2 separate regions of the Homo sapiens genome follow, and region 1 is linked to region 2. Evidence: read pairs that join two places in POLR2A ChIA-PET (ENCODE). Cell type or tissue: OCI-LY7. All regions are shown on one strand.

Evidence for each region. Peaks named below come from ENCODE experiments on the same cell type or tissue, not always from the same donor. Only the 100,000 strongest peaks of a DNase experiment are listed, where the experiment ranks them.
Region 1: POLR2A ChIA-PET joins it to region 2 with 12 read pairs; 3 of 35 experiments call an interaction of 5 or more read pairs at or near these places.

The regions. Positions count from the first base shown.
Region 1 is chr9:992,761-995,260 of GRCh38, forward strand. No RefSeq gene overlaps it. Among named protein-coding and RNA genes, the nearest start is that of DMRT3, 17 kb to the left of the region's middle. In OCI-LY7, no CTCF peak of the experiment used is centred here; a DNase peak (open chromatin) is centred at 1,451.
Region 2 is chr9:395,567-398,066 of GRCh38, forward strand. DOCK8 (dedicator of cytokinesis 8) reads left to right here. Exons shown (of 48, transcript NM_203447.4): 25 at 1,219-1,368. Among named protein-coding and RNA genes, the nearest start is that of DOCK8-AS2, 73 kb to the right of the region's middle. In OCI-LY7, no CTCF peak of the experiment used is centred here; no DNase peak of the experiment used is centred here.

The DNA.
Region 1 (2,500 bases), 600 kb after region 2:
ATTTAATTGACATAGTTACATACTAGAGTGTTTAAATACGGGCCAGGCATGGTGGCTCATGCTTATAATCCCAGCACTTTGGGAGGCCGAGGCAGGCAGATCGCTTGAACTCATGAGTTTGAGACCAGCTTTTGTATTTTTGTCTCTACAAAAAATACAAAAATTAGCCAGGTGTGGTGGCATGTACCTGTAGTCCCAGCTACTTGGGAGGCTGAGGTGGGAGGATGGCTTGAGCTGGGGAAGCAAAAGTTGCAGTGGACAGAGATTGTACCACTGTACTCTAGCCTGGGCCATAGAGCCAGACCTTGTCTCAAAAAAAAAAAAAAAAAAAGGGAAATATGGCTTCTTGTTAGGGTTATATTTAAACATTAATGTTTATATAAGGAAGAAAGGGAGTAGAAGGGAGAGCAGTTTGCCCCCTGATTCTAAAGACATGTCCAGGACATTTTATGTGGCAATGAAGTGCTGATGTCTGGACCTATCTAGGACAAATGTATTTTAAAGGCATCTTCATTGCAAAAGTTTACCCACATTTAACAAGCAATAATGATAATGTACCACAGCACCTAAGCCAAGATGCTAAAAAGCCTGTCCTCAGATATTACATCTTCAGGTTGAACCACCCAAATTGAACAAAACCTCACTGATAACGGCATCCTTACAGCTTGATTTTGCCTATAAATAATTATCATTGGCCTCTCTATGATGGCCAGCAAAATGGAATTATCTGTAAAGCAATTTATTTGTGGGCTAGTGCAGGTATGTTTGATCCTCAATATAATCTGAAAAAAGAGGCTTGGTGTGGTGGCTCATGCCTGTAATCCCAGCATTTTGGGAGGCCGAGGTAGGTGGATCACCTGAGATCAGGAGTTTGAGACCAGCTTGGCCAACATGGTGAAACCCCGTCTCTACTAAAAGTACAAAAATTAGCCAGGCATGGTGGAGGGTGCCTGTAGGCCCAGCTACTCAGGAGGCTGAGGCAGGAAAATCGCTTGAATCCGGGAGGTGGAGGTTGCAGTGAGCCGAGGTTGCGCCACTGCACTCCAGTCTGGGCAACAGAATGAGACTTCTTCTAAAAAAAAAAAAAAAAAAAAAAAAAAATTCTGAAGAAAGAAATGTTTGCTTCAGTGGGGTAAGTGTGGTCAGGGGTCAGAAATGAGAAACTGGGTGTTAAGATCCTCTGTCCTCCCAGCATTCAGTTTTACTCCGAGTCCCAATTTATGAGCCCCCTCTGGTTAAAGAGGCAAACCTCTTGGATTCTAACTCAGCTCTCAGAGACCATCCTGTTGCAGCACGTAGAATTCAAGGGAAATGAATACTCATCTGCCCACAGGTACTCAGTTATTCTTTCACATGAAACTGAACATCTGGAAGAAGAGAAAAACCAACTTCTGTTTTAATTCCTTCTGTCACACAGGCAACATCTGGGGGCCGGGCTAGGCTGTACACTTTCAGTTTCCATCAACTGATGTTTGACTTGTGTCAATCCGGTCTTAGAGGAAGTTAATCCACATTAAACCACAATGCCTCTCCTCCCTTCTGGTGGATCTGCCAACTCCTAGTGTTGGTGTAAATGCTTTGTCTAAGATGCTGAGAGTGTGGGTTGGTTCGTTGTGTTCTAGAGCATTTGTGTCAAAGTGTGGTCCATGTACCCAGATGCTTAATTTCTAGGGTAGATTCCTGGGCCTGAGTTGTTGAGTCAGAATCCCTGGTAGCCTAAGCAGTACATTTTTATTGTCCTCTCCAGGTAATTTGTACACTCACTAAGATGTGAGAATGAACTTCCTCTTCATCACATCCTTGGGTTTTCTTTTTAGATCTACACCACGTAAAAGGGCTGAAGGCCATAAACTTTTATGCTGAGATATTAAGTCCTTTCTCCCCCATTCCCACCTACTTTTCTAGGGCAAGGGTAAACATCAACATGTAAACAGTCCTAGTACATACCCTAGATCTAGTTCAAACAATGTTGGCATCAATGTCAATTATTAGGTTGAGTATACATTTGGGATCAGACTTGCTTGTTTCTGGAAATTTGGTTGGTGAAGGACCTGATAAGAGCTTAAATGTGCTATTCTTTCCCCCAAGGGGAGGGCCAGAATTTTTGGCACTGCTGATCCTTCCGGCTGTCCCATGATTTTCAGTTTACTAGTGACATCTGGGAATAGGTTTTGCCCTCGAGATTTGAGCTTTAAGAAATAGCAACATTCTTGATGATGGGGGTGGGAGGAAGTAATTTTATAGATGAATTGAGAAGCAAGACATTTGTTAGGTACATGGATATGGTTGAAATTAACGGTAGGGCAACCTGGGGAGGCATCAGGCACCAGAGAAAAGGGGCAGTGATTCTGGACCACTGGTCCAGGCTGTTAAGTTGGTCAACAGGCTCCTAAGAGCCGAAGAACATTTCAAATGTATAAAAAGAAACAGGACTAGAGAAGGAGGTGTGAGGTGTAGCAGTCCTGTATTACCACACTTGCTCTTTAGGGACTCAACTCCC
Region 2 (2,500 bases):
TTGCAGTGGCTGTCTGACTAATCTAGACGCATACATGAAAACGTTTTCAGAGTGTAGGGACCCAACCACAAGACCTTCTAGTCTTCCCCATGTTCCTAATAGTGTAAGCAACTTCCAACAAGGATAAGACTCACCCTCAGATGGTGACAAGGGGGCCCATATTGACCTGTGAATCTCCTGGCCCCAAGAAGATGTCCAAAAAATAAGCATGATCTTGATTTAAAATTGTGGTAGGCATTGAGATAGTATTATTCTAGTCATAATGCAGACAGTCACCAATTGACACAAGGATATCTATATATAGATACGATATGTATATGTATGTATATCCATATAGATATATCTGTATATAAATATCTTTCTGTCAGTTGACGAATTGTTTGCATTATATATGTAACCACAGTATACACCAGTTTGTGTCAATTGGTGACTTGTATTGACACAAAGATATCTATATAGAGATACTAGATATAGATAGATAATCTGTATATAGATATTTTTGTGTCATTTGGTGACTGTCTGCATTATGTAACTAAAAATTAGACTTATGGAACTCAAAATTTCCCCTAGAGGTAATGTTTTCCCTGGAGGCAATGTTCTAAATAGTGGTTCTGTTTCCAGCTGGCCAACATTTCCTGCTCAATATATAATATAGCTAAAATTTATAGGAGCAGAAGATAACTGCTGGAAACTATAGAACTGTTTCTGGAAAAACTGTGCTCCCTCGAGAAACACTGAAACTCAAGATAGGAGGAACATTTCTCCCACGTTCTCCTTACTGTAGTTTCAGGAACAGAAAAGACTTTAGTTCGCATCAAGAACCTTGTGATAAACTGTTCCTTTCTGAGTCATGTGTTCTGTCCTATGATAGAGGACACCTAGCTGGTTACAGGAGCCCAGCTCAGGTCTGCCTTCCAGGATGTAGGCAGTTGAGAACACTGTAGCTAAAGAATTAAGCTCCTGGCTTTGTCAGCAGCAAGAAGGGAGCCTCTGACTTGGGGTCAAAAAGAGGACACCCTTCCCACCTCCCGCCACCATGGTAACCATTGGTGTGTCTGCAGCATTTTAGTCCAGAGCTTGCTCGGGCACCACCAGCACAGATAAAGTGTCAGAAAATCCATTGTTAGAGAGCATTTCTGTGAGTCTTTCCCCCTTTTCTGCATTGTACAAGCAGGTCACCAATCTCCATGTTGACATTTCCTCCATCCCCCTCCGCAGGTGAAAAGCATGGCCCAGCACGTACATAACATGGACAAACGGGACAGTTTTCGGAGGACTCGTTTTTCTGACCGTTTCATGGATGACATAACTACTATTGTTAATGTGGTCACCTCGGAAATTGCAGCCCTTTTAGTAAAACCACAGAAGGTAACTGTATTTTACTCTTTATTTTCTAAATTGTTTACCTGGAACATATATTACTTTCATAATCAGAGAAAAATAAGCATCATTTTAAAACAATAATTAAAATATAACTGTAATGACAGTTAAACGCAGTATGTTATACTGGACTGGACCCTGATGTGGGGCTGGAAAATTGTTATAAACAAATTACACACATGAGGCCAGGGGTTCGAGACCTGCCTGGCCAACATGGTGACATGGTGAGACCCTGTCTCTACTAAAAATATAAAAATTAGCTGAGCATGGTTGTGCATATCTGTAATCCCAGCAACTGGGAGGCAGAAGCAAGAGAACTGCTTGAACCTGGGAGACAGAGGTTGCAGTGAGCCGAGATGGTGCCACAGCACTCCAGCCTGGGTGACAGAGTGAGACTCTGTCTCAAAAAAAAAAAAAAAAAGAAATTGCAATATGGACTGTGGTTTAAATGATCATATCAGGCTGGGTGCAGTGGCTCACACCTGTAATCCCAGCACTTTGGGAGGCAAGGGTGGTCAGATCACTTGAGGTCAGGCATTCGAGACCAGCCTGGCCAACATGTTGAAACCCCGTCTCTACTAAAAATATGGAAAATTAGCCGGGTGTAGTGGCACGTACCTGTAATCCCAGCTTCTCGGGAGGCTGAGGTGGAAGAATCGCTTGAGCCCAGGAGGCGGAGGTTGCAGTGAGCCGAGATGGTACCACAGCACTCCAGCCTGGGTGACAGAGTGAGACTCCATCTAAAAGAAAAATGTAGATATGAAAGATAATATTTTTGCTCTTAGGAAATACACCTTGAAGTGTTATGGGGTAAATGGGCATGATATTTGCAACCCATTCTCAAATGGTTCAGAAAAAAATGTTTTTATGTTCATAGAATGATAAAACAAATGTAGCAAAATGTCAAGTATTGATAAGCTTCGTTAAAGGGTATACAGTAGTTCTTTGTACTATTCTTGCACCTTTTCTGTAAGTTTAAAATTGTTTCAGAATAAAAGCTAAAACATATATAAAATGGAATAAATCAAATGTTTAAAAGGCAGCTACAAAAATCTTAGGAAGCAATGTTTATTATTAATCGCTTTGTCGTTATTGAGAATGTGCATAGTACCAAGTGCTC